Linked DNA regions of Homo sapiens: region 1 is linked to region 2. The links are chromatin loops, found by intact Hi-C in ENCODE. Cell type or tissue: Caco-2. All regions are shown on one strand. Links, peaks and the distances in the headings refer to the core of each region. The heading gives the core; the rest is flanking DNA. Region 1 has its middle 79 kb from the start of CDS2. Region 2 has its middle 20 kb from the start of LINC01729.

Region 1 (11,952 bases), core at 2,419-10,418, 320 kb after region 2:
CACTTCTTATCAGCTGTCAGACGCTGGGGCTATAACCTAAGTCCTAACTTCCTAGTATGAGGTAAGAGTGGAGCACACAATAACCAAAGGAAATATAATACAAGCTACCAATGCAGCTAAATTACAGACGTAATTTTAAATTTTGTAGTAACCACATTTACAAAGTAAAACGAGGCCAGTTGCAGGGGCTCAAGCTTGTAATCCCATAGCTATGGGAGGCTGAGGTGAGAGGGGGTGGGGAGGGAGGATCACTTGAGGCCAGGAGTTCAAAACCAGCCTAAGCAATATGGCAAAAGCTTGTCTCTACAAGCCTTAAAAATTAGCCAGGCATGGTGGCACACGCCTGTAGTCCCAGCTATTCAAGAGGCTGAGTGGAAGGATCACCTGAGCCCAGGAGGTCAAGGCTGCAGTGAGCCATGATCGCACCACTGCACTCCAGCCTAGGCAGAAAGTGAGACCCCATCTCAAAAGAAGAAATTATTATATAAAATAAAAAGTAAAAAGAAACAGGTAAATTTAGCTTATATAATTTTAACACATTATATCTGAAATATCACTGCAACCAATATTATCATTGCAATCAATATTAAAAATTATTAGTGAGATATTTTACATTCTTTATTCTGTCTACTGTCTTCAAAATTATTGATGTATTTTATGCTCATAGCATATCTCAGCTCCAACTGGCCAAATTTCAAGTACTCAGCAACAACATGCAACTGGTGGCTACCATACTGGACAATAGGGGCAGATGCTGTCAATTCCCTTTACATGTACTGGCCACTAGCAGCTTCTTACTGTAATAACCTTTGACTCTGCCTTGGCACTTCCTCTCAGCTGAACACACAGCAGACCAGAAGTGCTGAGGAAGAAATGCCCCAAGGAACAGCCCTCAATCAATGAAGATTTGCAGTTGGCAGATTAACATCCTACTCCCTGACTCCTTAGATGGAGCAGGACTTCAATTAAATTTTAATTGAAATTAATTTGATGTGATTCAACTTGTCTTTTACTTTTTTTTTTTTTTTTTTTTGAGATGGAGTCTCACTCTGTCACCCAGGCTGGAGTGCAGTGGTGTGATCTCGGCTCACTGCAACCTCCAACTCCCGGGTTCAAGTGATTCTCCTGCCTCAGCCTCCCTAGTAGCTGGGACCATAGGCGCACAACACCACGCCTGGCTAATTTTTGCGTTTTTAGTAGGAACAGGGTTTCACCATGTTGGCCAGGCTGGTCTCGAACTCCTGACCTCAAGTGATCTGTCCTCCTCAGCCTCCCAAAGTGCTGGGATTACCTACGTGAGCCACCATGCCCAGCCATCTTTCACTTTTGTTGCTTATGCTTCTGATTCCCCGTCCAAGAAATCATTGTGAAATCCAGTGTCATGAAGCTTTCCCTCTATGTATTCTCAGGGAAGTTGTACAGTTTCGGGTCTTACGCTTAAATCTTTAATCTATTTTGAGTTCATTTTTGTATATAAGATCCAATTTCAGGCTGGGCGCGGTCACTCATGCCTGTAATCCCAGTACTTTAGGAGGCCAAGGTGGTTGGATCACTTGAGGCCAGGAGTTTGAGACCCTCCTGGCCAAAATGGCAAAACCCCGTCTCTACTAAAAATACGAAAATTAGCCAGGCGGGGTGGTGCATGCCTGCAATTCCAGCTACTCAGGAGGCTGAGGCATAAGAATCACTTGAACCAGGGAGGTTGGAGATTGCAGCAAGGTGAGATTGTGCCACTGCACTCCAGCCTGGGCAACAGAACAAGACTCCATCTCAAAAAAAAAAAAAATTGTTTTATTATTTTGCATGTGGATAGCCAGTTTCCCCAACATCATTTGTTGAAGAGACTATCCTTTCCCCGTTGTGTATTCTGGGTACTCTTTTTGAAGATCAGTTGACCATATGTGCATATGTGTGTGGGTTTATTTCTAGGCTATCTATTCTGTTCTATTTGTCTACATGTCTGTTTTTATTCCATCACACTGCTTTAATTACTGTAGCTTTGTAATATATTCATATTTTGAAATCAGGAAGTATGATGCCTCCAGCTTTGTTCTTCTTTCTCAAAATTGGCTTGGCTACTGGGGGTCTCCTGTGGTTCCATATGAATTTTAGGATTGTTTTTTTCTATTTCTGTTTTTTAAAAAATGCTATTGTGTTAGCCAGGTGTGGTGTCATGTGCATGTAGTCCCAGCTACTGGGGAGGCTGAGGTGAAAGGATTGCTTGAGCCCAGGAGTTCGAGGCTGCAGTGAGCTGGGACGGCACCACTGCGCTCCAGCCTGGGCGACACAGCAAGATCTTGTCTCAGTAAATTTAAAATAAATAAATAAAATCTGTATTTAAAAAAAAAAAGTCTTTGTGATTTTGATAGGAATTGCATTGACTCTATAGATTGCTTTGGGTTGTATGGACATCTCAACAGTATTGTGTTCTAATCCATGAACACAAAATGTCTTTTCATTTATGAATGTATTCTTTAATTTGTTTCATTAATGTTTTGCCATTTTCAGTGGACAAGTCTTTTACCCCCTTGGTTTAGTTTATTCCTAAGTATTTTATTCTTCCTGATGCTACTGTAAATGAGATGGTTTTCTGGATTACCTTTCACATAGTTCACTGCTGATGCATAGAAATTCAATTGACTTTGTATATTGATCTTGTATCCTGCAACCTTGCTGAACTTGTTTATTAGTTCTAATAGCTGTTTAGTGGATTTCTTAGGGCTTTCTATATACAAGTTCATGTCATCTGCAAATACAAATGGGTTTACTTCTTCCTTTTATCTAGATGACTTATGATTTTTTTTCTTCCCTGATTCCTCTAGTTAGAACCTTCAGTACAATGTTGAATAGAAGCAGTGAAAGTAGACATCCTTCTCTTGTTCCTAGTCTTAGAGCAAAAGCAGTCAGTCACCATTAAGTATGACATTTGCTGTGGCTTTTATATAAATATCCTTTATGAGGTTGAGGAAGTTCCCTTCTCTTTCCAGCGTGTTGAGTGTTCTTATCATTAAAGAGTACTGGATGTTGTCAAATGGTTTCCTGAATTTATTGAGAAATAAATGTCTTCTCAGGGGAAAACAGAATTTTAATCAGTGCGTCCTAGTAGATGCAATAATTGTGGCATGGACAGGTTTGTATCCTGTGCCTTGGGTCGCTCCAGAAACACAGCCATTGGGTTTTCTCTATTGGGGACCAGCCAGCTACGGCCCTAAACATTCTTGGAGTGGCTTGCCATCAAGGGGGTGCTGCTCTGGAGCACAAGGCAAGTAGCCACCATCAATCCTTCTGAAATACATAGCTTAAAAAAATCACACTCTGACTTTAAATTTGGCATCAGCACTCAGCCACATTATAATCACACCAGCCAGATTTTTAATTAAGGCCTCAGGCTCCAAATAATTTGGGTGACACATTGATAACAAAATAAGAAAGAGTTATTGCCAAATGACATTTGATTGATGGGCTTGGACCTGTAAAGAGGATTGTCTTGAGACCCTTAACAATATAGTTGACCAAGTTGCTAAATCTTTATAAGCCTCAATAGCATAACCTATTAAATACGTAGAATAATATTTAGCTCATAAGGATGCTATGACGATGAAATGAAATGGTGCAAATAAAGAGACAGTCACAATACTTGGTCCAGGACAAGCTTTGATAAGTGTCATTAATAATTAACTATGAATAAGCCTTCCCACATAGTATTTCAATGATCCATTTTAAATGTCTCTCTTAATAACAACGGCAAGGCATTATTTGTTTTTGTACCTTATTTTTATGAATAAATGAAAGAACAATCCCAGCTAGTAAAGAAAGGAAAAGGAAGGGAGAGGAGGGGTGAGGAGGAGCACTTCTGAGCTCAGTGAATGACTAGGCTGAAGCTCCGTACTATGACTTTTCCATTTCCCTAAAAGCCTTCTGGTTATGTTCTCAGAAGCCACCACCTCTCTCCTCTCCAAAGGACCCCAACAGAATCTTAATCATCACGGATTGGCAACTTCACAACCTTAGCACGCTGACAAACAAAAATCAGCTGTCAATGACACAGAAGAGGCCTGTTTGTCCCCCTCCCACCCTGTTCTCATTCTTCAACCACCAAACCACCTCTCTAAACAGAGGCCGATCTAGGCCAGGCAAGGGAGAAAGATCAGCTATTTGTTGGGGAGCCCTGCTCTCTGGGAACTCAGCGAATTAACAGCAGGATGCCTGAGGGGTAGGTAGTCTACCACCTAGGGAGAGCAGAACAGGGAGGACAGCCAGCTTTTAAAACTCTGCTCTTAACAAAAAAAGAAAGAAAAAGAAAACAATCGGCTTTATTATGAACTTCATAAGGACAAGAACCAGGTTTTGCAATCACTCAAGGTATCTAATACAGTGGCCCTTTAGTCTAATTTATCAATTTTTTTCTTTTATAGTGAGCCTTTTTGTGTCGTGTTTAAGAAATCTTTGCCTACTCTGAGGTCATGAAGGTGGTCTCCTATGTTTTCTTCAAAAGCTTTATTGCTTTACCTTTCACATTTAGATGGATTTAAAAATCCATCTGGATTTTTGTTGTTGTTGTTGTTATGATGTGAGGTAATTTTTCACATGAATATACAATTGATCCAGCACATTTATTGAAATGACTGGTTGGGCACACTGACTCATGCCTGTAATCCCAGCATTTTGGGAGGCCAAGGCAGGAGGACTGCTTGAGGCCAGGAATCTGAGACTAGCCTGGCCAACATAGCAAGATCCTATCTCTATATATTAAAATAACATTTTTTAGAAACCAGATATTTAACACCAATGGTACAGTTTATTTAGAAAAGGCAGGAAACATGCTTCTTTCCTTTCATTAACTAGTTTTATAAATAGAGTTGGTTTGCCCACATCCTCCAATACTGATAACATGAATTTAGGTATTATTATGAATTCATGTACTTAAATATAATCAATGTGTTTCCATCAACTGCAGTTATTACCCTTACTGATGTTCAAAATGTCCCATGTTTAGGAGCCTCTTCTTGCTGGCTCTGCCTCATTTTGACATGACCCTACTGTTTGCTTTTTATGGCTTCCTTGCTTTCCGGTATGTTTGCAGCAATAAATAATGGACAGATAGAAAGTCTTTGGTCAGATAACAATCCCTCAAGGTTGACTGATGGCTCTGTAGAGTTCAGTGTGAGCAGCTACTTGTGCAACAGCTATGTTCAGGGGCAGGGAGACCCAAACCCAAGAGTAACTCCCCCACCCAGAATGGGGCCACCTCGGGGGTGACATGAAAAAGCCAAGCGACCGGGCACGCTGGCTCATGCCTGTAATCCTAATATGTTGGGAAGCCGAGATGGGCAGATCACTTGAGGTCGGGGGTTCAAGACTGGCCTAGCCGACACGGCAAAACCCTGTCTCTACTAAAAATACGAAAATTAGCTGGGTGTGGTGGCAGTGCCTATAATCCCAACTACTCGTGAGGTTGAGGCACCGCTTGAATCCAGGAGGAGGAGGTTGCAGTGAGCCAAGGTAGTGCCACTGCACTCCAGCCTGGGCGATAGAGTGAAACTCCGTCTCAAAAAAAAAAAAGGAAAAGGATAAGGCCAAGCACTCAGATCAGGAAGAAAACAGGGTGCCAGTGGGAGGAGACACTGAAATAATAACAGTAATATTTATGAAAACTCACTGTGTGCCAGAAGCTAGTCTAAGCTCTTTGAAAGTATTAATGTATTTAATCCTCACAATGATCCGGGGGTGAGTATAATCCCCGTATAGTATAAATGGTATTATCTCCTGTTTTACAGACAAGGAGACTGAAGCGCAGAAAGGTTAAATAACTTGCCCAAGGCCACACAGACACTAAGGGATGGAGTCAGGAATCGAACTCAGGCACTTCCCCAGCCCAAATGGAAAAGAAGACAAGCCATTCCTCCTTTATGGATTTGGTAAGGATGGCTGTGGAGGAGGTTCTAGCACCTGGACAATGCCATGAAATAGTCAGCATTCCAGTGTGAATTTCAGTTCGAGCTGGCCTGGGTGGGTTCAATGCAAGGTCAGCCACGGCTACCACTTCATTCCCCTCCCCTTCATTCCCAAGAACTCCCTTCCCTCTCTGTGCCCCTAGCCTCAATGTCCCGCCCTGCCTCTGCCTTTGCTGGAACATTTCTCTGCTTCTTCCCCGGCATCCCTGAGAAATTCACTTCTCAGCCAAGGTGGTAACATTACAAATAAAAGTTTAAAATAGTGCAAATAAAACTTTCTGTTGGATGATTACTAGATGCTAGGAGTAGACACGTGCTTTGCAAATTTTCTCAATTACCCTTATTTTATAGAGGGGGAAGCTGAGTTGTTAAGGGTTTTGTTCCAGATTACAAAGCTAGTGAATGCTGCGCTAGGATCCTCTGCGGATAAGGATGTCTCACTTCTAAGCCCTGCCTGTGCCTCACTCCTAAACTACTACTGCCCTCTGCTGGGCCCGTGACAGCACTGCCTCACTATGCTGCCTCACTATGCTACAGCAGCAGCCCCAGGCGTCTCTATCACAGAAAGGAAGGGGTGGCCAGGAAGAGTATTTCTTGTTCTCAAAGCTCCTGCAGAGCTCCTCAGATTGCACCAGTCAAAAACATATTATTAATATTCTTTGCTATTATGGACACTATTGGGGTAACTGGTGAAATCTGAATAAGGTTATATAACAGTAAAGGGGCATGTCTACGACTTACAAATAATTAAGAAAAAAAAGTGTGTGTGTGGAGTGAGAACATAAACAAATGTGCCAAAATGTTAACATTTGGAAAATTTGGGTGAAGGATGTAGGAAATTCTTTATACTATTCTTACAACTTTTCTGTAAGTCTAAAACTATTCAAAATACAAAGTTAAATAATTACAACTTCAGGAAGCCACCAACCCCAGCTCCCCAGATTCAGGAGGTTCTCTAATAACTGACAGATTACCAGAGGGCTCCCTCCTGGCCCCACTTCCTGATGAACACCATGGTCGACAGGGAATTTAGGGGCCCGTGAGGCTCTGGCGGGGAAGAAGCTCACTCTTGGGCAGTGGCTACGGGTATCGTCAGTGCCCACAGGATCCCATGAATGCCCCCTCTAACACATGCACTGGTGCACAACTACAGGCAGTGACTGGGGACCCCCAAAAAGGATAAGCTTGTGGGTATCCAGAACTGGTCAGCATAGTGAAGGGAGTGGGAGGCATTTCTCGTGAGGAAGAGTGAAAAGAACAAGATGGAAAACTTGGGAAGAGAAGGCTGGGCAGCAAGGGGAAGGCCAGGAGGCACTTAAGAATCATTGTAGACATGTGTTATGCAAAAGAGGAATCAGATTCAGTCTATGAGGTGTAAGAAGACAGAAGGAGGCCGGGCATGGTGGGTCAGGCCCGTAATCCCAGCACTATGGGAGGCCGTGGCAGGCGGATCACCTGAGGTCAGGAGTTCAAGACCAGCCTGGCCAACATGGTGAAACCTCATCTCTACTAAAAAATACAAAAATTAGCTGGGTGTGATGGCGGGCACCTGTAATCCCAACTACTCAGGAGGCTGAGGCAGGAGAATTGCTTGAACCTGGGAGGCAGAGGTTGCAGTGAGCTGAGATTGAGCCACTGCACTCCAGCCTGGGTAACAGAGCAAGACTCTGTCTCAAAAAAAAAAAAAAAAGGCAGAAGACAGGAGTCCTGGGCAAAGGCACTGGGAGGCACACACCATTCTGCCCTATAGCTTGTGATGTAGAATAATAGCACTGGATGGAACAGCAACATTACCTACCCCAGAAGGGTCACCTCGGGACATCCTGAGGCTCACCCTGGGGATGCTCCAGCACAGGGTGCTGACCAGTTATGATGGGTTTCTGAGAGGGGCTGGACTCACTAGAGGAAGTTTCAATCACTGTTTCTCAACCTCAGCTACACTTTGGAGTAAGTCCAGGGAACTGCTTTTTTTAAAACTCATGCCTGCATCCCACCCCCAGAGACTCTTATCTCATTGGTCTGAGATACTGCCTGGGCACTGGTAGTTTTTTAGGTTCCTCAGGCAATTCTAATGTGCAGCCAAGTTTGAGAATCAATGGCTTCAAAGGCTCTACCTCTAAGGCTCCTGGAATCTACGAGAAATAGAGACCATGTGGGCAAGATCAGAGAGCCCATCTTAGCTGCAGGAATAACTTCAGTTGCCTCAGTCAAATCCACCATCGGTCAAATCTTTGCTGCAGGAATAACTTCAGTTCCCTTGGTCAAATCCAGATCAGAATTTACCCTGAACCTAGACTCAGTCTGATGGATGTGCTTTTTACCCTAAAAATGTGTTTAAGTTTGTTAAAATTGAGAAGTGATATTAACGGAAATGGCACAATGGTGTTTATTTCATTTGAGAACTCCCTAAGTTTTGGTTGATTTGGGAACTGGCAGTGTCCTTTGGTAAATATTGGATGGCGTGTAAGTGAGTACGCCATGGCCAGGCCATGAGTCCATCTCTGGGACTTCCCACCCCGACTGCCTGGCCTCTAAATAATCAAATAGAGAAGTTACTCTTGCTTTGTTTCCCTTCCTCTCCTTTCCCAGGAGACCAAAAGGTAAAGCTGCCCTTTCTTCTCAAGGGAAGAGCACTCAGGCCTCTAGAATTCTGGCCCCAGGAGAAAATTAATAGCTGCTTCTGCTGTGAGGTGGGAGTGGGGCCACCTGAAGGCAACTCTACCCAGGCCTTTCCCCAGGCCTGAAGGCTGGATTGTCTTATTGAAGGGAAGGGAGTAGCCCTAGCTAAAAAGTAGATCCTCAAGTCCAAAACGACGGAGGGGCTCATCTCCAGACCTTAGCTCCTCTCCGTCGATGATTTTATCCAGTCTTCCGGCTCCTGGTGTAGAATAACGCGCACACCCTCATCACTCTCAAATTTCTATTTCCATCTCGGACTACTCCCCAGGACTGGACATCCCTGTGTGGGTATCTCACAGGCATCTCAAACCTAGCGTGTCCAAACCCAAACTCCTGACTGACCCTCTCTAATCCACCTCCCACCTGCACCTGTCCTCCCACAGCCGTCCACAGTTTAGAAATGGCAGCACCATCCTTCCGGCCGCCCAAGCCAACTTCACAGCCCTCCTTGACTCCTCTTCGTCCCTCTCCTCCATACCTAATCCTTCTGCAGATTCTGACAATCTGACCATTTCTCACCACCGCCCCACTCCCATATCCCCTGCTGAGCCACGTGTGTGTGTGTGTGTGTGTGTGTGTGTGTCTGTGTGTGTGTGTCTGTGTGTGTGTGTGTCTGTCTCTCTCTCTTCTGGATCGCTGCTGTTGCCTCCTCTCTGATCACCCTGCTTTCACCCTTGGCCCACTGTAGTCTGTTCTCAACATAGCAGCCCTTTGCAAACAAACACCACTTTGACACTCCTAGGCTCTGAACTCCCCAACAGCTTCTTATCTTGCTCAGAGTAAAAGCCAATGGCCTTGGCCCTGTGTAATTCCCCTGGGTTTCCTGCCAGTGCTCCTCCCCACTTCCCTGCTCCATCCACCCTGCAGTTCCTCCACAGCACAGGTGTCTTTGCACTTCCCCAGATACCTGAACAGCTCCCTCCCCCACAGCCTCGAGGTGTGTCCATTTGCCCAAACACCACCTCTGCAGTGAGGCCTTCCCTGTTCACCCTATTTAAAATGGCAACCTCTCCCTACCAGCAATCCCTCTTCCCTCCTTCTGGCTACATTTTTCTCCATCTAACATCCTTTCTCAGGTTTGTCGTTCTTCCCTAAAATGAGCTCCATGAAACAAGGACTTTTTGTTGCAGTGTCTGGACAGGGCCTACCCCAGAGCAGGCACTCCACAAGTGCTGGCTGAACACACAGCCAGCGGCGGCTCACGCCTGTAATCCCAGCACTTTGGGAGGCCAAGGTGGGTGGATCACCTGAGGTCAGGAGTTTGAGACCAGCCTGGCCAACATGGCGAAATCCTGTCTCTACTAAAAATATAAAAAAATTAGCGGGGTGTGGTGGCACATGCCTGTAATCCCAGCTACTTGGGAGGCTGAGGCAGGAGAATCACTTGAACCTGGCAGGCGAAGGTTGCAGTGAGCTGAGATCCAACCACTGAACTCCACCCTGGGCAACAGAGGGAGACTCTGTCTCAAAAAAAAAAAAAAAAAATTGTATTGCCTAGGTTTTCTTCTAGGGTTTCTATGGTTTTAGGTCTAACATTTAAGTCTTTAATCCATCTTGAATTAATTTTTGTATAAGGTGTAAGGAGGGGATCCAGTTTCAGCTTTCTACATATGGCTAGCCAGTTTTCCCAGCACCATTTATTAAATAGGGAATCCTTTCCCCATTGCTTGTTTTTCTCAGGTTTGTCAAAGATCAGATAGTTGCAGATATGCAGCATTATTTCTGAGGGCTCTGTTCTGTTCCATTGGTCTATATCTCTGTTTTGGTACCAGTACCATGCTGTTTTGGTTACTGTAGCCTTGTAGTATAGTTTGAAGTCAGGTAGCATGATGCCTCCAGCTTTGTTCTTTTGGCTTAGGATTCACTTGGCAATGCGGGCTCTTTTTTGGTTCCATATGAACTTCAAAGTAGTTTTTTCCAATTCTGTGAAGAAAGTCATTGGTAGCTTGATGGGGATGGCATTGAATCTGTAAATTACCTTGGGCAGTATGGCCATTTTCACCATATTGATTCTTCCTACCCATGAGCATGGAATGTTCTTCCATTTGTTTGTATCCTCTTTAATTTCATTGAGCAGTGGTTTGTAGTTCTCTTTGAAGAGGTCCTTCACGTCCCTTGTAAGTTGGATTCCTAGGTATTTTATTCTCTTTGAAGCAATTGTGAATGGGAGTTCACTCATGATTTGGCTGTTTGTCTGTTATTGGTGTATAAGAATGCTTGTGATTTTTGCACATTGATTTTGTATCCTGAGACTTTGCTGAAGTTGCCTATCAGCTTAAGGAGATTTTGGGCTGAGACGATGGGGTTTTCTAGATACACAATCATGTCATCTGCAAAGAGGGACAATTTGACTTCCTCTTTTCTCAACTGAATACCCTTTATTTCTTTCTCCTGCCTGATTGCCCTGGCCAGAACTTCCAACACTATGTTGAATAGGAGTGGTGAGAGAGGGCATCCCTGTCTTGTGCCAGTTTTCAAAGGGAATGCTTCCAGTTTTTGCCCATTCAGTATGATACTGGCTGTGGGTTTGTCATAGATAGCTCTTATTATTTTGAGGTACATCCCATCAATACCTAATTTATTGAGCGTTTTTAGCATGAAGCATTGTTGAATTTTGTCAAAGGCCTTTTCTGCATCTATTGAGATAATCATATGGTTTTTTTCGTTGGTTCTGTTTATATACTGGATTACATTTATTGATTTGCGTATGTTGAATGAGCCTTGCATCCCAGGGATGAAGCCCACTTGATCATGGTGGATAAGCTTTTTGATGTGCTGCTGGATTCGGTTTGCCAGTATTTTATTGAGGATTTTTGCATCGATGTTCATCAGGGATATTGGTCTAAAATTCTCTTTTTTGTTGTGTCTAACCTAGGCAATACCATTCAGGACATAGGCACGGGCAAGGACTTCATGTCTAAAACACCAAAAGCAATGGCAACAAAAGCCAAAATTGACAAATAGGATCTAATTAAACTAAAGAGCTTCTGCACAGCAAAATAAACTACCATCAGAGTGAACAGGCAACCTACAGAATAGGAGAAAAATTCTGCAATCTACTCATCTGACAAAGGGCTAATATCCAGAATCTACAATGAACTCAAACAAATTTACAAGAAAAAAACAAACAACCCCATCAAAAAGTGGGCGAAGGATATGAACAGACACTTCTCAAAAGAAGACATTTATGCAGCCAAAAGACACATGAAAAAATGCTCATTATCACTGGCCATCAGAGAAATGCAAATCAAAACCACAATGAGATACCATCTCACACCAGTTAGAATGGCGATCATTAAAATGTCAGGAAACAACAGAT
Region 2 (8,543 bases), core at 507-8,506:
CTACACATTCCCTTCATCTTCTTTCTCTAGGCTAGCACTGCCCAATAGAAACATAATGCAACCCTAGATGTATTCTAACTTTTCTTTTTGTTTGTTTGTTTTGTGGCAGTGACACGATCACAGCTCACTGTAGCCCCAACTTCCCAGGCTCAGGTGATTCTCCCACTTCAGCCTCCTGAGTAGCTGGGACTACAGGTACTTGCCATCATGCCCAGCTAATTTTGTATTTTTTTGTAGAAATAAGATCTCACCATGTTGCCCACGGTACTCTCGAATTCCTGAGCTCAAACAATCCACTCACCTTGGCCTCCCAAAGTGCTGGGATTACAGGTGTGAACCACCTCACCCAGCTAAATTTTCTAGTAGCCCTATTAAAATAAGTAAAAAGAACCAGGTGAAATTAATTTCAACTATATATTTTATGTAGCCCAATAAATCCAACACAAAAAAACATATTTTATATAACCCAAAACACTGCAACATGCAGAAAATATAGAAATGTTAAAAGGTATTTTACATCTTTTTTCTTCCATACTGTCTTTAAAATCTGGTGTGTATTTTATGTGTAGAGCACATGATAGTTTGACTTTTTTTTAATTTTTAAATTTTTATTTTATTTTGTTTAGGTATATAAACTATTAACAAACAAGGCCTACAAACTTATTTCTTCTTAGATACACCCATGGTATGGCCACAGCGGCCAGTGGTCTTGCTGTGCTGGCCTGGGACATGAAGGCCCCAGAAGTGGCATAGCCCTCTCTGGGCTCAAATCTTCTTCAGTTGCTCCAGGTTCTCACAGAGGTTGTTATCCAGACCATTGGCCAGGTCCTGGCTATATTTTCCGTCCTTTATATCTTTCTGTCTGTTTGAGAACCAGTCTGGGATCTTGGGCTGGCATGGATTCTGCATAGTGGTGATCACACATCCACCTTATGCTCAGTGAGTTCTCCTGGCCTCTCAGTGAGGTCAATGTCAGCTTTCCTCAACACCACAGGAGCGTATCTTCAACACACGCCCTTGATGGCAATGATGGCAAAAGCTATTTTCCGATGCCCATCAATGTTGGTGTTGAGTACTCACAAAATATGCTGGGACTTCTCAGGGATCACTAGAGACATGGTGGCAGCACAAATGGTGGTGTGTAGGTCTCTGGTGGAAGGAAGACAGAATGGAAAAGACCCCTTCTTTTTTTTTTTTTTTTTTTTAGAGACAGAGTCTGCTCTGTCACCAAGGCAAGAGTGCAGTAGCATGGTCATAGCTCACTGTAGCCTCGATCTACTGGGCTCAAGGGATCCTTCTGCCTCGGCCTCCTGAGTAGCTGGGACTACAGAAGCATGCCACCATGCCCAACTAATTATTTATTTATTATTATTAGTTTTATTTTATTTATTTATTTATTTATTTTTGAGATGGGGTCTCACTATGTAGCCCAGTCTGGAGTGCAGTGGCGCCATGCTGGCTCACCACAACCTCTGCCTCCCGGGTAGCTGGGATTATAGGCACGTGCCACTGCATCTGGCTAATTTTTGTATTTTTAGTAGAGATGGGGTTTCACCATGTTGGCCAGGCTGGTCTTGAACTCTGATCCGCCTGACTTGGCCTCCCAAAGTGCTGACATTACAAGTGTGAGCCACCGCACCGGGCCTAATTTTTTTTTTTTAAGATATGGGATCTTGCTATGTTGTCCAGGCTGGTCTTGAACTCCTGGCCTCAAGTGATCCTCCTGCCTTGGCTTCCCAAAGTGTTGGGATTACAGGCGTGAGCCACTGCACCTGGCCAGTTTGGCTTTTCAATGGTTAAAGTGAAATGAAGTCCTACCAAACCAATAAAGCTGTGATTAACAGAAAAATATTTTCTACTGCCTCAGTTTCTAGTTAATTTGAATTAAATTCAATTAAAAATTCAGTCCCTGATCACAGGAGCCGCATTTCAAGAGCTTGGTAGCCACATGTGGTTGGTGGCTGCCACAATGGACTTTGCAGCTCTGTGTGAAACCACACTTCCCCTACTGCTCTCTCAAAACGGGAATGTTTTCTTCCCTGTGCTTTTTGAGTATCTGTGGGCTTGAGGGTGGGGTGGGTGGGGTGAGTGTCTTTTCTGCCAGTCATTGCTGCTTTCCTGGAACATTCTTCCTCCTTCCCATAACAAACTGTTTCTCCCACACCCTGTGGTTACCTTCATCTACCAAAGCCTGGGTACAAACATTCTTCCTTGGAGATTTCACTTTCTGAATCATTGCCACTTTCTCTAACACTTTCCTGTCCTTGGTGATATCAGTAGCTTTGTAAATAATATTTCCAAAATACTGGCCTCTCAGTTTCCTGCCAGTGATCCTGTCATCTCCCCAGCCTTTCATTCCCATGGTCATATCCCAGAGCTCTCCTATCAAATAGCGACACCCTTTCCATAACGGAAATGACATGAGTCCCATTCCCCTCCACTGTTCACTCCCCCTGGCACCCTCCCTGTGCTGAGGCCACCAGTGCATCCATCCCAGCTTCTCTGCTCATGATCCACCTAATCTCATGCTCTCACTGACTGCCCTGCCAGCTGTAATGAGACTGTCAGCTGCTGGAATCTCTTCCTTGTGTGTGCTCAAGGCCCTTGCCCTGTCTTGCTCCATCACATCCCTCTTATTATTTTCATCTCACCTCCAAGTCTGAATCTGCACCCACACAGCTGAACCTGGCTGGGGAAAGCAAGCAGCACCTAAGGTCCCTCATGGTCATGGCCACTAACTGGCCTCAGTTGACCCCAAATCTATGACAGTTCCCTTCAACCTCCCATTCTCCTAGATGCTATTTTACTATCTGTAAAAGGACACAAAAGACCTCCACTTTGCTAAATTCATTTTCCCCCTGAATATATCACTTAGGAAAGTTAATGATACCCTGTTTTCCTGATTTGTAAAAGGCAGATAACGTTGAATATAACTTTACACAACTTAGGTAAATCACATATCAAAAGTCTGCTTGTCAAAAATTAGAGATGCTGGCTGGGCACGGTGGCTCACACCTGTAACCCTAGCACTTTGGGAGGCCAAGGTGGGTGGATCATTTGAGCCCAGGAGTTTGAGAACAGTCTAGACAACATGGTGAAGCTCGGTCTCATTATGTTAAAAACAATTTTAAAAAATTAGAGATGTTAGGCCTGGCATGGTGGCTCATGCTTGTAAACCCAGTGCTTTGGGAGGCCCAGAGGGTCACCTGAGGCCAGAAGTTCAAGACCAGTCTGGGCAACAAAGCGAGACTCTGTCTCTACAAAAAAATAAATAAATAAAAAATAAAAATAAAAACTAGGGGCTGTGGTGGTGCTTGCCTATAGTCTTAGGTAATCAGGAGGCTGAGGTGGAAGGATCGCTTGAGCCCAGGAGTTTGATGCTCCAGTGATCCGTGATTGTGCCACTGCACTCCAGCCTGGGCGACAGAGTGAGTCCCTGTCTCAAAAAAAAAAAAAAAAAAAAAAAAAATCACATGCCAAATATGCTCTGATAGGATTTGGAATTTTCCACATTAAAAAGAAAGAAAGAAAAAAAGGCCAGGCGCAGTGGCTCATGCTTGTAATCCCAGCACTTTGGGAGGCCGAGGCCGGTGGATCACCTGAGGTCTGGAGTTCGAGACCAGCCTGACCATGGAGAAACCCCATCTCCACTAAAAATACAAAATTAGCCAGGTGTGGTGGTGCATAACTGTAATCCCAGCTACTCGGGAGGCTGAGACAGGAGAATCGCTTGAACGCGGGAGATGGAGGTTGTGGTGAGCCGAGATCGCACCATTACACTCCAGCCTGGGCAATAAGAGAGAGACTCTGCCTCAAAAAAAAAAAAAAAAGAGAGAGAGAAAGCTCTGCCTGTTTACCCGATCCTAAGCTGAATGTTGCTAAGCTGAATGTCGCATCTGTGCCTGAGCTGGGTGGGTAAGCATGAACTGCTGAGCCTGGGGTGGTGGAGAAGACCTGGATTCCCTGTGGCTGTCCTGTCAAGATGAGAAAGATGTGCAGCAAAGAGACTGCGGCCGATAATCTTATGAACTTTTTTCTGACAATAAATTGCTAATTACTGTTCTTACTAATTCCAAGCTAAGGGCCATTCTCAATTGGTGTAGGATTGAGCGTATACATAATCACATAACCGAGACTTCCGCAGTAGAAGCTGAGACGCGCGCGCCACCTAGAGGGAGCCTTGTGTGCCGGGGGAGTGTGGGCCGTCAGGGAAGCAGGTTCTCTCTGCCTCTACTCGCTGTGCGTGCCATTACCAAGGTGCCTGAAGGTCTAATTCTTTCTTTCCCCATCTGTAAAATGAGGATAATAATCACTATGACAGATGGCTGCAGTAAAGTTTAATGCGACCATGCCTGTAAGGCATCGATAATGTGCCCCAAATCGTCTAAGTTTTCAGGAAATAAACAGCAGCAATTATAACACATGCAAGCCATGAACCCAAGTAGGTCATCTGCGCTGAACAAACCCTTTCATCGAGTATCGTTGACTTCTGGCTTCAGGTGCGACATACACACTCTGCACCAAAAGGTGAAGAATTCTGGCCACACTCAGTGGCTCACGCCTGTGATCCCGGCCCTTTGGGAGGCCGAGGCGGGAGGATCGCTTGAGCCCAGGAATTCAAGACTAGCCTGGGCAACATAGTGAGACCCTGTCTCTATTAAAAATAAATAAATAAATAAATAAATATTTTTTTTAAAAAAAGGTGAAGAATTCTGAACTACATAATCTCCTGTTACCCTTTGAATCTCTTCATCTACCTCAGAAATGCTGCGTGTGTTTGCAACACATCATCATAGAAACAGGCATCATGACCGTTTAAGTGTAGGGCTTTCCAGGATGGCAGAGGCATTATTAGAGGGCAGATTAATTGCTGTCATCTCAGTGTGCAGGAGCTTGAAATGCTGTGTGCATGTGCTGCCATCTTGTGGTACCTTGGGGGAACATGTATCTGATTATTCTGGAGTCGCTAGCTGACTGGGTGAGTTCTAACCTTTTTGAGCAGGGTTACATGTTACATACATATACACGGTACATAGGCACCCATAAAGCCACACCAAAAATGGTGTCCCAGACAGTGGGTTATTTCACCCATCAAATTATTCACAGGTTACTCTAAGTGTGGGAGAAGAGAGGACAAGGCACATCCGTGCCTAAGGAGGAAACACATGCCCCTTTGCAGACCCGGGGGGCTGTCCTGTGGAGGGAGGCCCTGTTTCCTAAGTGCTTCCGAGGGAAGCAGATCTAGGAAACTGAAGGCCTTAGAGATTCAGCTCAAGATGTACCAACTCTAGACTGAACTCCTCAGTTCTGCTGGTGTGCCAGCACTGCTCGCTCCCAGCCCCTCAACACACACCTTAACTCATTCTCTGGAAAGCTACACACATTCCAAGTAAGAGCGTGGCAGTGTCAGTCCCCAGGCTGCTCTGGACATTCACACACTGAAGGGCATTGGGGTTGTGTCCAGTTTGGGACTATTATGCATAAATCAGCTATAAACACTTGTCTACGGGCTTTCGTGTGAACTAAGTTCTCATTTCTGTTGGCTAATTCCGAGAACAGTTAAGTATTAGGTCATATGGTAGTTGCATGTTTAGCTTTTATTTTTTTTTTTTTCTTTCTGAGATGGGTTCTTGCTTTGTTGCCCAGGCTGGAGTGCAGTGACATGATCATAGCTCACGGTTGTCTCTAATTCGTGGGCTCAAGTAATCCTCCTTCCTCAGCCTCCAGAGCAGCTGGGAGGCCACCACACCTGGCTTATTTTTAAAAGTTTTTGTAGAGATAGGGGGTCTCCCAATGTTACCCAGGCTGGTCTCAAACTCCTGGGCTTAAACAATACTCCCACCTTGGCCTCCGAAAGTGCTGGGATTACAGGCATGAGCCACTGTGCTCGGCTGCATGTTTAATTTTGTTGTTGTTGTTTTGAGATGGAGTCTTGCTCTGTCACCCAGGCTGGAGAGCAGTGGCACAATCTCGGCTCAGTTCACTGCAACCTCCTCCTCCCAAGTTCAAGCGATTCTCCTGCCTCAGCCTCCCAAGTAGATGGGATTACAGGCAGGTGCCACCATGCCCAGCTAATTTTGTCTTTTTAGTAGAGACAGGGTTTCACCATGTTGGCAAAGCTGGTCACCAACTCCTGACCTCAGGTGATCCACCCGCCTCAGCCTCCCAAAGTACTGGGATTACAGGCGTGAGCCACTGTGCCCGGTCTTTTTACACTGTTTTTGTCTGGCTTTGGTATGAGGGTAATACCTGCTTTCTGGAATGAGTTGGGAAGGGTTCCTTTTCCTTCTATTTTCTGTAGAGTTGGTCTTAACTCCCCTTTAAATCTTTAATAGAATTCTCCAGTGAAACAATCTGGGTTGGAGATTTCTTTTTCAGGAAGTTAACTAAAAATTCAATTTTCTAATAGTTATGCAGCTATCCAAATTACCTATTTCAATTAGGTGAGTTGCGGTAGTTTGTACTTTACAAGGAATTGGTCCATTTAATCTAAGTTATCAAATTTATGTATGCAGAGTTGTTTGTAGCATTTCGTTATCCTTTTGATGTCCGCAGCGTCTGTAGTGATTTCCTCTGTTTCACTCCTGATATTGGTAACTGTGTACTATAATTTCTAAAATCTATAAGCGATATTAGTAATTTTTTTCTTCGTCAGTCTTGTCAGAGCTTGGTCAGTTTTACAGATCTTTTCAAAGAACACACTCTTGACTCCACCAACTTTTTCTAATGTTATTCTGTTTTTCATTTCATTGATTTCTGCTCTTTATTATTTCCTTTCTTGTGCTGGTTTTAGGCTTATTTTGCTCTCTTTTTTTAAGTTCTTCTTTTTTTTAAATAACATAAATATTGATGAGATCTCACTGTGTTGCCCAGGCTGGTCTTAAACTCCTGGGCTCAAGTGATTCTCCTGCCTCAGCCTTCCAAAGTTCTGGGATTACAGGCATGAGCCACTGTATTTGGTCGTTTTTCTAAGTTCTTGAAGGAGAGTTTAAGTTTTTCATTTGAGACTTTTCCTCTTTTCTGAGGTATGCATTTAGTGCTACAAATTTTCCTCTTAGCCTTGCTTTAACTGTTCTCACAAATTTTGGTATGTTGTGTTTTCAGTTTCATTCGTTTTATTCTATTTTAAAAATTTCCTTTGAGACTTCCTCTTTGATCCATGGATTATTTAGCATACATTGGCTAGTTTCTAAGTGCTTTGGAGATTTTCCTCCGATCTTTCTGTTGCTGTTCTAGTTTGGTTGCCAAGCAACTGGCCTTTTATTCCTTTCTGAGCCTGCCTGGCCAGTCTCTGGCTTTACCTCCTGGTATGTTGGTGTCACAAAGGGATCTTCATGACTTCACTGCCCTTCCCTCAGGTACTTGAGTCCGGGAACTGACTCTCAACCTGCCTTTGCCTACCTCTCAGTCTCAGAGGAACCCCTTCGTTGAGTTTTTTCCTCCTTTTGGCTCTTGCGTTTCTCTCACCCCATCTCACCTCCGCCTGTCCATCATGAGCCTATTCTATTCCCTGTCCTAAGTTTGCACAAGAGACAAACCTGAGGCTCAGATTGGGTAACACGGCCACAGGTTGACAGCCCAGATGTGATGAGCAGGAACAGAGAGAGCAGAGTCCCCAGGTGAATGGTCAGGCCTTGGGGACTTCAACAAAGAAAGGTGAGGTGCTGGGGCCTGGGGCTCTGAGCCTGAGGAATATAGGACACTGGGAGGACAGCAGGTGGAGTCATGGCTAAGGGGGCTGAGAACGTTCCTGTATCCTTGATTCTAACACTAGGATCAGCCCCAGGAAGACACACATGGGCCTTGACAATGGAAAACTTTGTGCTGGTGGGGTGTCCTAGAAGGGAGCAGGACAAGGGGGAGGAGCGTCTCTCAGTACCGGGTGCTGTGTGACAGGCATTGGGTGATGATCAGGAAAGAGGTTCCTTTCTATCATTTTGATATCTTATTCAGATTTTGCATGAATTGAACAGTCAACTTCTAAGAGGTTTTATTTCAGGAAACGGCAAATTCCTCCCCTTGCCTGTCCCCAGTACCTGCCCCTTAGGATGCCATTTTCTTTTCTTTTCTTTTCTTTTCTTTTCTTTTCTTTTTTGAGACAGAGTTTCACTCTTGTTGCCCAGGCTGGAGTGCGATGGAGCGATCTCAGCTCACTGCAACCACCGCCTCCCAGGTTCAAGCGATTCTCCTGCTTCAGCCTCCTGAGTAGCTGGGATTACAGGCATACGCCACCACGCCCAGCTAATTGTGTACTTTTAGTAGAGATGGGTTTTCTCCATGTTGGTCAGGCTGGTCTCGAACTCTCGACCTCAGGTGATCCGCCTCGGCCTCCAAAAGTGCTGGGATTATAGGCATGAGCCACCGCGCCCGGCCAGGATGCCATTTTCTCCTCTCTGTCTCATTTTTTTTTTTTTTTTTTTGAGACAGAGTCTTGATCTGTTGCCTAGGCTGGAGTGCAGTGGTGCAATATCAGCTTACCACAACCTCCATCTCCCAGGTTCAAGCTATTCTCCTGCCTCAGCCGCCCGAGTAGCTGGGAGTGC

What was found. A loop is a pair of places that touch in the nucleus more often than their neighbours do. Peaks named below come from ENCODE experiments on the same cell type or tissue, not always from the same donor. Only the 100,000 strongest peaks of a DNase experiment are listed, where the experiment ranks them.
Region 1: it touches region 2 in a loop (6-fold over the local background); 2 of 110 quality-filtered maps call a loop at or near these places.

Annotation. Positions count from the first base shown.
Region 1 is chr20:5,200,060-5,212,011 of GRCh38, reverse strand. No RefSeq gene overlaps it. Among named protein-coding and RNA genes, the nearest start is that of CDS2, 79 kb to the right of the region's middle. In Caco-2, for the core only: a CTCF peak has its summit at 6,438 (motif pointing left); DNase peaks (open chromatin) are centred at 6,441 and 9,496.
Region 2 is chr20:5,525,453-5,533,995 of GRCh38, reverse strand. It overlaps the pseudogene RPS18P1. Among named protein-coding and RNA genes, the nearest start is that of LINC01729, 20 kb to the right of the region's middle. RefSeq lists enhancers at 3,886-3,955, 4,595-5,136. In Caco-2, for the core only: CTCF peaks have their summits at 4,179 (motif pointing left) and 4,904 (motif pointing left); DNase peaks (open chromatin) are centred at 4,175, 4,489 and 4,895; H3K4me3 peaks cover 723 bases.